2 separate regions of the Homo sapiens genome follow, and region 1 is linked to region 2. The links are chromatin loops, found by intact Hi-C in ENCODE. Cell type or tissue: B cell. All regions are shown on one strand. Links, peaks and the distances in the headings refer to the core of each region. The heading gives the core; the rest is flanking DNA.

Region 1 (5,359 bases), core at 128-5,127, 110 kb before region 2:
TGGTCCACCCCCCCCACCTCCCCGGGGCCGCGCCCCCACTCCCGGGTCTGTCCCCCCACTCCCCGGTCAGTCCCCCAACTCCCTGGTCCGCCCCCCACACTCCCGGGTCCGTCCCCCCACCTCCCCAGTCCGCCCCCCAACTCCCTGGTCCACCCCCCCCCCCACCTCCCCGGGGCCGCGCCCCCACTCCCGGGTCTGCCCCCCCACTCCCCGGGCCCCGAGGTGCCAGCCATGGAGCCTCCCGCCAGAGGGTCCTGGGCCCCTGTCCGCGGGTCGGGGTTCACCCACGTGGCCATGCGCTCCAGCCTGGTCCCTGCCGCACGCCCGGCCCCACTCGCCCTCTGGGCTTGTCCGCGCCCCCTGCCTTTCCGGGCAGACCCGGCTCCTTGCTCTCCTTTGGGTAAATCCCTACAACCCTTGTGGGTTAAAACCTGGCAAGCAGGAGCCCGCGCGTCCTTCCCGGGGGACCCGGAAGCGGGGCGGTCTGTGCGGGGGTCAGCCGTGTGTCACCCCGGCCCGCACAGGGACCCGGGGACCCAGGGTGCGCCCCTGGGGTCCGTGTTGGTGGAGGGCGAGGAGGCGGCGCGTGTTCCGTTCCTGCCTCCTCCGTGTGCGGACGGCGCCACCTGGGCAGGTTATTTCATGCTTCCATGCCTCAGTTTCCCCTTCTGTAAAATGGGATAGTAAGTGTGGCCTCTTCTCCGAGTGGTGGGGGTTACCGAGCTGGCACTGCGGCGGGCCCAGCAAACAGGAGTGTCCGTTGTCTCATTACTAATTATCGTTAATGTTTTATTGGTTATTTTAGTAGTATTAATATTTTGAGACGGAGTCTCGCTCTATCGCCCAGGCTGGAGTGCAGTGGCACGATCTTCATTCACTGCAACCTCCACCTCCTGGGTTCAAGCGATTCTCCTGCGGCAGCCTCCCCAGTACCTGGGATTACAGGCGCCCGCCACCACGTTCAGCTAATTGTTGTATTTTTAGTAGAGATGGGGTTTCATCATGTTGGCCAGGATGGTCTTGATTTCCTGACCTCACGATCTGCTTGCCTCGGCCTCCCAAAGTGCTGGGATTACAGGCGTGAGCCACCGCACCCGGTCTTTAGTATTATTTGTATTTATTTATTTATTTGTTTATTTTTTTGAGACAGAGTCTCACTCTGTCGTCCAGGCTGGAGTGCAGTGGGGCGATCTCGGCTCACTGCAAGCTCCGCCTCCTGGGTTCACGCCATTCTCCTGCCTCAGCCTCCCGAGTAGCTGGGACTACAGGTGCCCGCCACCGCGCCCGGCTAATTTTTTTGTATTTTTAGTAGAGACGGGGGTTTTGCCGTGTGAGCCAGGATGGTCTCGATCTCTTGACCTTGTGATCTGCCCGCCTTGGCCTCCCAAAGTGCTGGGATTACAGGCGTGAGCCACCGCGCCGGCTAGTATTATTTTTAAATGATCATTTATTACTATCATCGTTATTATGTTTATTATATCATCACTATTATCTCCACTCAGAGGCCATACCCATCTCTACCGAGGTGATTTGTATCTGAAGGAGAAAGGATGCGTCTTTGATTGGTTGATTGGTTAATTGATTGGAGACAGAGTCTCGGTCTATTGGCCAGGCTGGAGCAGAGGATGCTTTTTTTTTGTTTTTGTTTTTGTTTTTCATATTAGAGACAGGGTCTTGCTAACTTGTCCAAGCTGGTCTCAAACTTCTGGGCTCAAGCCATCCTGCCTCCTCGGCCTCCCAAAGTGTTGGGATTACAGGCGTGAGCTACCACGCCCGGCCTAGTAGTAGTATTATTAATACAGGGTCTCACTCTATCACCCAGGTTTGATCACAGCTCACTGCATCCTCCACCTGCGGGCTCAGGCGATCCTCCTGCCCCAGCCTCCCGAGTAGCTAGGACCACAGGTGTGCACCACCATGCCGGCTATTTTTTTTTTTTTGAGATGGTTTCGCTCTTGTTGCCCAGGCTGGAGTACAGTAGTGCGATCTCGGCTCACTGCAACCTCTGCCTCCCAGGTTCAAGCGATTCTCCTCCCTCAGCCTCCTGAGTAGCTGGGATTACAGGCATGTGCCACCGCACCCAGCTAATTTTGTATTTTTAGTAGAAACGGAGTTTCTCCATATTGGTCAGGCTGGTCTCGAACTCCCAACCTCAGGTGATCCACCGGCCTTGGCCTCCCAAAGTGCTGGGATTACAGGCATGAGCCACTGCGCCCGGCCTGGCTAATTTTTTAATTTGTTGTAGAGACGAGGGTCTTACTATGTTGCCTAGGCTGGTCTCGAACTCCTCGACTCAAGGAATCCACCTGCCTTGGGCTCACAAAGTGCTGGGATTACAGGCGTGAGCCACTGCACCCACGTAACGTCTCCTCTAAGGGGGCCTTGAACCACCTGGTGTGGGCATTTACCCTCAAAATGGGCTCTTCTTCCTGAGTCTTCTGTTTTTTTTGTTTTTGGTGGGGGTTGGGGGGACAGGTTCTTGCTCTGTCACCCAGGCTGGAGTGCAGTGGCGCGATCTCAGCTCATGGTAACCTTTGCCTCCCAGGTTCAAGCGATTCTCCTGCCTCAGCCTCCTGAGTAGCTGGGATTACAGGCATGTGCCACCACGCCTGGCTAATTTTTGTAATTTTAGTAGAGACGGGGTTTCACTATGTTGGTCAGGCTGGTCTCAAACTCCTGACCTCAGGTGATCCACCTGCCTCGGCCTCCCAAAGTGCTGGGATTGCAGGCGTGAACCACCACGCCTGGCACCCTGGTCTTGAAGCCCAGGTGTAGTGACTCCTATGTAACTATGTAAATACACTCATGTTTCCGCTCTCAGCCGTCAGTCTCTGGGTGTTTACCTGCCAGCTGTGTCCTGGTGGGGGGTTGGGGACTGCTGGGGGCCGCCGCAGTCTGCCCCACCCCAGGCTGAGTCACCTCCGCCCTGAGCCCTGGCTTCCTGATGCACAAGTCGGTTCCTCTCTTGCTGTCTCTAGTGGGTTCCTGGGGGAGGGACCAGTGCTGGGAAAGGTGTGTTTTTGCTCGAGGGACTGAGGGTTCACAGTTCCCCTCTCAAAATCTGCAAGGAGTAGAATTGGGAGTGGCCGGGAGGCCTGTTCCCCCAAACTCCAGCAGCTCCCCAGCTTGGGCTGCCCCCCTCTTCTGTGGACACACATCCTCGAGCCTTCAGGGTCCAGGAAGCCTCAGATACCCCCGCTGGGTCCTCAGTTTCCTCGTCTGTAAAGTGGTCTTGTTGAGTGGCGTGGGAAACAGATGAACCAGCCCTTGGGAGGTGTGTCAACAGAAGTTTAGTTCTTCATTCAACAAACAGGCAGTGAGCGCCGCTGTGGGCCGGTCACAGGCCAGGACCGGGGGGCGGCGGTGGGCGGGGGGCGGACCCTGTCTTGTTCTGTGGGCCTAGTGAGCTAGTGATTAAGGAGCAAAGAAGTAAACGGGCCGGCTGGGGCCGGTTGGTTTCCAGAGCTTCCTGGTAAGGCTGACTGGGCTAGGTGGGGGGCGGGGCCGTTCCTGGGGGTGGTGAACACAGAGCTGAGGCTGGAATGAGCAGGTGCATCAGGCAGAGACCGGGGCTCCCTGAGTTTGGAGCACTGTGAGGAGGGGCCTGTGGCTGGACGTGGGATTTTTTTATTTTTTATTTTATTTTTATTTTTTTTGAGACAGTCTCATTCTGTCACCCAGCCTGGAGTGCAGTGTTGTGATCTCGGCTCACTGCAGACTTCATCTCCCAGGTTCAAGTGATTCTCCTGCCTCAGCCTCCTGAGTAGCTGGGACCACAGGCGCCCACCACTATGCCCAGATAATTTTTTTGTATTTTTAGTAGAGACGGGAGTTTCACCATGTTGGCCAGGCTGGTCTCGAACTCTTGGCCTCAAGTGATCCACCTGCCTCAGCCTCCCAAAGTGCTGGGATTAGAAGTGTGAACCACTGCGCCCGGCCAGGCATGGGGATTTTGATGTGGTCTTCCTGTTCCTTCCATTTCTGGAGAGGAGTGTCGGTGACTCCCAGGCCCCCCTGTCTACCCCAGAGGCCAGATGTTTTTTTGTTTTTGTTTTTGTTTTTGTTTTTTTGGGAGACAGAGTCTTGCTGTGTCACTCAGGCTGGAGTGCAGTGGTGCGATCTCAGCTCACTGCAACCTCCACTTCCCAGGTCCAAGCGATTCTCCTGCCTCAGCCTCCCAAGTAGCTGGGACTACAGGCGTGCGCCACCACTCCTGGCTAATTTTTGTATTTTTGTAGAGACAGGGTTTTACCATGTTGGCCAGGATGGTCTCCATCTCTTGACCTCATGATCCGCCCGCCTCGGCCTCCCAAAGTGCTGGGATGACAAGCTTGAAGATGTTTCTTAATTTCCTGCTGGAAACTGGTTGAAGTCAGCCAGCTCCATCTGATGGTGGGACTCGATTTCCAGTGCTCAGCTCAGCACTAGAGACCCAGGGGAGGGTGGCGAGCCCTCAGATACCAAACAAAACAGGCGAAAGCCCTCGTGTTGCAGTGCTAGGCCAAGGGGGAGCCAGGCCTGGCCCTGGGATGCTGGGGAGCCATGGGCTGTGCTGGAGCAGGGGAAGGACCAGGCAGGTCCTTGTGGGCCTGGAGGAGAGGCCTGTGGGGCTTTGGTATGAGGGGTGGTGAGGGAAGCAGGGTAGCTCTGGGGTTCTGGGTCAGACCCAGGTTCACATCCAGCTCCTTGCATTGTCTGGGTGGTGACGGGGGACAGCCCCACCTCTCCAAGCCTCAGATCCTTCATCTGTAATATGGGGTGATACCAGGCCCCTTGCTGGGAGGGCTTGAGCTGTGTCACCGAGCCCCGCCCCCTCTGACTTCCCCGAGGGCTCCCCTCGGATGTCACTTCTGTTATCGGCCCTGTCCAGCTGCTGGGGTGGAGAAGTAGGCCCCGGGGCCTCAGGGGGGGCTGTGGGTGAATCTGGGGCATGGGACAGAGTGCTCCGGCCTCAGGGAGGCAGCTTCAGGCTGATCCAGCTTCAGAGACGCTGGCTTAACATGACCCTGTATTCCCACTGAGTACCCGTCGGCTGCTGTGCTCTGTGCTGAGGGCATGGTCCACCACCTCCTTCTCCAGCTGCCCTCTTTGCAGCAATGGGAGCTTGGGCGGTGACTTTGTGCCTTGGTTTACAAATCTGTATAATGAGGGCCGGGCGTGGTAGCTCATGCCTGTAATCCCAGCACTTTGGGAGGCTGAGGCAGGCGGATCACTTAAGGTCAGGAGTTCAAGACCAGCCTGCCAACATGGTGAAACCCCGTCTCTACTGAAAATACAAAAATTAACCAGGCGTGGTGGTGGGCGCCTATAATCCCAGCTACTCGGGAGGCTGAGGCAGGAGACTCGGTTGAGCCAGGGA
Region 2 (5,314 bases), core at 1-5,000:
GGGGCACACAGAGCCCTCGCTGCTGACAGCAAGAACCGAAGAGCAGCTCAGATTCCAGACCTGAGGGGCGGCCAGCAAACCCAAGCCCCCAAAACTCACGGGCACTGGAGCCCGGGGTTCAAACCCTACCGCCCAACTCCAGATTCCAGACCAAGGGTAGTGCCCCTTAGGAATGGAAAAGCGCCCTCTAGCCAACGCAACAGCGCTGGGGGGTGGCCCCCGGGGTCGGCACAAGGTCAGAGGAGCGTCACGGAGAAGCAAAGTGAGAAGTGCCTACCTTTGTACCAACGGCTATATCTGGGACAATGCTGTAGAGAGAAAGAAAGGAGACAACGTTAGCCTGGTGGCCACTCAGCAGCAGGAGCACCCAGCTGTCCCCGGGCCAGGAGAGCCCGTAGGTCCCTGCAGCTGCCACCTCCGCAGGGCTCCCTCTGGCTGCACGAGGCCCCGCTAGAGAAAGCTCAGAAGGGCAGGGAAGTGAGCCGTCCACTTGACTGCAACTTGAAAAGGGGCCACCATTGTCCTTTGGCGCCCCTCCCTCCCAGCAGGACCCCAGGCCCCACCTCTGGACCAGGCCCCACACGTTCCAAGACAAAGACACCCCCATCGGAAGCCCCGAGGAATGCTAGATGCCGCTGAGAGGGTTCAAGGGCTGCTGTGTGCTTTCCAGTAAGTTGGAAACGCCTCGGAGAGGCTGAAACTGGCAAACTCACAGGCCTGGGCCAGAGCTTCCACCCGGGTAGGGGTGGGCCCCCAAGAGGGTGCCTCTCAGCAGAGTGGAGCCCGATCCACCGAGGAGAGCAGGAGGCGGCCGTGGAAACCGTCAATAAAAATTAACAGACCGACCAGAACACAGCCTCAGTTACTGATCAACCCGAGCCCCGCCCGACCCGACTCTCCCTCCTCGGGACACCCCGGGGGGAAGGTGGATAGAAAGCCGGACTGTCCGAGGCCCTCCCTTCAGCCCCGGCCAGGTCCTGACCCAACAGTGAGCTCCCCACGGCTTCTCCCGGCCACTGCAACTCCCGGCGAGGCCCTAAGTGACTCGGAGCGTCCGTCGGAAGGGCAGCCTCCGGGCCTCCTGCCTCACTCCGGGAGGCGAGTGCGCGGCCCCCGAGCCCGCGGTGCTGGGTCCGAGAGCGGGGAGCCCTCGTCTCGCCGTCTGCAGGACCCACCTGCCCGCACGCATGCTAAGGGGTCCAGACCCACTCTAGGGCTGCGCCTCTTCTGACACCACAGACTGCACGGACCACGTTTAACAGACTTTTAAAAGTGACTGAACCCAAGAAAAACTTCTCAGGAAAACGGAAAGAATGCGAAACATCTCCAGCCTCTCCCGCTTCCTATTCCCAGGGAGGGCCTCGCGCAGGAAGCGCTCGGCGGGACACGGCCTTTCTGGAGGGGGCTCCCACCTCTCCCAAGGGAAGCCCGCCCAGCAAAGCCGCCCGGAAAGGCTGCCCCGGCCCGAGAGCCGGGAAGGCCCCTCCCCATGACGGCGCCCGCGGGGGTCCCTGGAGAGGCCCCTCCGGCCCCGGGGCGGAGGACAGACCCTCGGGGCGGCCGCTTCTCTCCCGAGATCACCGAAACCCCTTGGCCGCGGCCCGGGGCGCACGGGGGGCAGGGGTAGGGCGGGGAGCGCAGAGACTCGGGCCCGCGGCGAGGCCCCGGCGCCAGCTTTCCCTCCCGGCGGCCGCCCCAGCCCCGCCTGCGCTTCCGGGGCTGCGCCGGGGGCAGAGTCCGGGCGGCGGGAAAGGCGCGCGCCCCCGATGGCGGCCGCGCACGCGCGCTGGGGCCAACGGGGACGCGCGACGGGCTACGCAGGCGCACGAGGGGAGCGGACGGGAGGCGGGAAGGGCCATCCGGGCGCGCGAGGGCCGGACGGGAAGCGGGAAGGGCCGCGCGCCGCCGAGGCGGGGCAAAGGCGAAGTGCGGGGACGCGCGCGGAGGGGGAGGGGCGCGGGAGGCCGCGTGCGCTAGGGACGGGGCGCGCGGGGGCCGGAAGCGGGCCGGACGGGGGATGGGGACGCGGCCAGACCCCCGGGAAGCCCCTGACCCGCCCCGCACCCGCGCCCGCCACGCGGAGAGGAAGGGGAGAGCCCGCCGCCCCCTCCCGCCCGAGAGGGGGCGAGATCGGCCCCGGGGAGGCCGGCGCGGCGGCGGGGGCAGGGCTGCGGCGCGGGGAGGGCGGTGGGGCGCGGGGCGACGTGCGACTCACCCGTCCATGGCACACAGAGCAGACCCGCGGGGGACGGAGTGGAGGCGCCGGAATAGCAGGAACCGACCCAACGGCTCCGAGTTATAGACTCACAAAATGGCGGAGACGCCCGCACACGTCCCCCGCGCGCGCTGCCCATTGGCTCCCGCTGCAGCCAGGGGGCGGGGAGAGCCCCGCGGGCCCCCGCCAGCACCTCCCACTGGCCAGAAGGCCGCCCGGGGGCGGGACCCAGAGAAATCGCAGGCGCCTATTGGGGGAGGCGGTTATTCCTCAAGGCCGAAGGCGGAAACGGCTTGTGTAGTCGGGGGAGGGGGAGAAAATGGGATCACGTGACGGCGTCTGAGCCAGTCAGCTGGCGCGTGGCTTTGCGGGAGACGCCATCTTGAGAGTGGGTACGTGGCGAGTCAGGCGGCGGGAAGCGTGCTTTGCCCAGGCTGCCGCCATCTTGCAAGTGGGCAGGACCCGCCCGCCTGGGCCGTGAGGGCAAAGGGAGTCGCATCGCCATCTTGGAGTCGGGCAGGAAACCCTCAGGGCTCCATGTTGGTTGTGGGCACATGGCCAAAAAGTCCGATTCAAACTGAGCGCTCACATCTGGGTGATCGCGCGGGGAGGGAAAGGCCGCGTCGCGTCCCGGACACGCCAGGGCTGTTTCCACAGTGGCCACAGATACTGCGGGCGCGCCATGATCCGGGGTCACCCCCGACCGTTCTTTGTTCGCCCCGGAACAGCGAATCCCGACTGCGGAGATAGGGAAACTGAGGTCCGGGCCCCGCACAGTCCGCGGCCGGCTGCCTACAGCTGGGAAAACTGAGGCCTGGACCTTGTACAGTCCGCGGCCGCCCGCCTACAGCTGGGGAAACTGAGGCCTGGACCTTATACAGTAGGCGGCCGCCCGCCTACAGCTGGGGAAACTGAGGCCTGGACCTTGTACAGTCCGCGGCCTCTCACCTACAGCTGGGGAAACTGAGGCCTGGACCTTGTACAGTCCGCGGCCGCCCGCCTACAGGTGGGGAAACTGAGGCCTGGACCTTGCAGTCCTTGGCCGCCCGCCTACAGCTGGGGAAACTGAGGCCTGGACCTTGTACAGTCCGCGGCCTCTCACCTACAGCTGGGGAAACTGAGGCCTGGACCTTGTACAGTGGGCGGCCGCCCGCTTACAGCTGGGGAAACTGAGGCCTGGACTTTGCACAGTCCGCGGCCAACCGCCTAAAGCTGGGGAAGCTGAGGTCCGGGCCACACACAGTCCACGGCCATCCGCCTACAGCTGGGGAAACTGAGGCCAAAGCCACACACAGTCCACGGCCATCTGCCTACAGCGGGGGAAACTGAGGCCCAGGCCACACACAGTCCACGGCCATCCGCCTACAGCTGGAGAAACTGAGGCCCGGGCTCCATACAATCCAAGGCCGCCCGCCTACAGGTGGGGAAACTGAGGCCCAAGCCACCCGCCTACAGCTGGGGAAACTGAGGCCCGAGCCCCCTACAGTCCCTGGCCCACTGACCTACAGCTGGGGAAACTGTGGCCTGGAGCTCGTACAGTTCGAGGCTGCCAGCCTACGGCTGGGGAAACTGAGGGCCAGGCCCAGCAGGGTCACCAGGAGGGTCCCTCCCGGGCCACCATCCCAGCAGCAGAAAACACCCTAAACTAATGTTCCCAGGAGCGCTGATCACATGAAGAGTCTGACAGAGCTGTGAGGGTGCCTGACGGGGAGGCCAGGTCAGCGGGTTGGGAGCCATCCCAGAGTGAGGGGATGACCCCGGCCCTCCACACTGGGACCCTCACGGGAGGCTGCGGTTGGAAACCGGAGCAGTTCCCGGCCCGGAGTAGACACTGCTCCCTAAATAGAATTAGCGGGATTTAGTCCATGCTGAAAAGGGGGTTTTTCATTAACACCAACCTACGGAGGGAGAAGACATGACAATTCTCGTTTCCCCAAATCCAGGCGAGCCTAGCGCCCTGCTTCTCTGGCGTGTTTTATTCCAGCAGTGCTGCGTTTCAGGCCGGGGCCTGGCGTGGGCCCAGGAGCCTTGGAGCCCCGCCGGGCGTCTGGTGCCAGAGGATTCCAGCCCGGATTAGGGGTGGCCGCCGAGCTCCATGGAGGCATCGCACGGCAAGGTCCTTTGGCCCGAACCACCCGGTCAACGGAGACTCACCAAGAGCCATCTGCAGCCAGGGTCACTCATCAGGAATGTCCGGTGGATCTGGGAGAAGCCCAGTGTGTTACTGTGGATTTGCTCCCCTGGAGACCCCCATCCTCACACCACCAGAACCAGCCGCTTCTGTCTGTTCGCGGAGTGCCTGGGATGGGCCCCGCCCTGAAAGCAGACAGGCAGGGGCGGCCGGGGGTCTGAGTGGCAGCTGGCAGCAGTAGAGACCACCAGGTTCCAAGCACCAGTCTAACCCTTCGGAATCGTGTTAAAACCCACTTCTGATCGTGGCCCCGCCAGGCCTCCTGTCTTGCTCAAAGTATAAACCCAAGGCCATCCCTTACCCCGCAAGCCCCACATGACCAGCCACCTGTCCAGTACCTTTTTTTATTTTTATTTTTTTAAGACAGTGTCTGGCCGGGTGCAATGGCTCACACCTGTAATCCCAGCACTCTGGCAGGCCGAGGTGAGTGGATCACCTGAGGTCAGAGTTCGAGACCAGCCTGGCCAACATGGAGAAACCTCCTCTCCACCAAAAATACAAAAATTAGCCAGGCGTGGTGGTGCATGCCCTATAATCCCAGCTCCTTGGGAGGCTGAGGCAAGAGAATCACTTGAACCCGGGAGGCGGAGGTTGCAGTGAGCCGAGATTGCGCCATTGCACTCCAGCCTGGGCAACAGGAGTGAAACTCTGTCTCTAAAAAACAAAAACGAAAATAAACACCTGTCATCCCAGCACTTTGGAAGGCCGAGGCAGGCGGATCACAAGGTGAAGAGCCTGAGACTATCCTGGCCAACATGGTGAAAGCCCGTTTCCACTAAAAATACAAAAATTTGCCGGGCGTGGTGGTTTGCTCCTGTAATCCCAGCTACTCGGGAGACTGAGGCGGGAGAATCACTTGAACGCGGGAGGCGGAGGTTGCAGTGAGCCTAGATTACGCCACTGTACTC

Evidence for each region. Peaks named below come from ENCODE experiments on the same cell type or tissue, not always from the same donor. Only the 100,000 strongest peaks of a DNase experiment are listed, where the experiment ranks them.
Region 1: a loop joins it to region 2, with 10 times the contacts of the local background. A loop is called at or near these places in 14 of 110 quality-filtered maps.

Annotation. Positions count from the first base shown.
Region 1 is chr19:906,905-912,263 of GRCh38, reverse strand. The region is part of intron 1 of R3HDM4 (R3H domain containing 4); the gene reads left to right. Among named protein-coding and RNA genes, the nearest start is that of R3HDM4, 3.6 kb to the left of the region's middle. RefSeq lists an enhancer at 2,701-2,995. In B cell, for the core only: no CTCF peak of the experiment used is centred there; DNase peaks (open chromatin) are centred at 2,413, 2,893, 3,373, 4,833 and 2 weaker places; H3K4me3 peaks cover 2,864 bases; H3K27ac peaks cover 4,591 bases.
Region 2 is chr19:794,407-799,720 of GRCh38, reverse strand. It overlaps PTBP1 (polypyrimidine tract binding protein 1), which reads right to left and starts at 2,269. Exons shown (of 15, transcript NM_002819.5): 1 at 2,216-2,269; 2 at 278-308. The coding sequence starts at 2,223. RefSeq lists enhancers at 547-1,430, 1,431-2,316, 2,523-2,862, 2,515-3,150 and silencers at 1,573-1,882, 1,953-2,132, 2,143-2,492, 2,256-2,610. In B cell, for the core only: no CTCF peak of the experiment used is centred there; DNase peaks (open chromatin) are centred at 430, 750, 1,830, 2,530 and 3 weaker places; H3K4me3 peaks cover 3,101 bases; H3K27ac peaks cover 2,810 bases.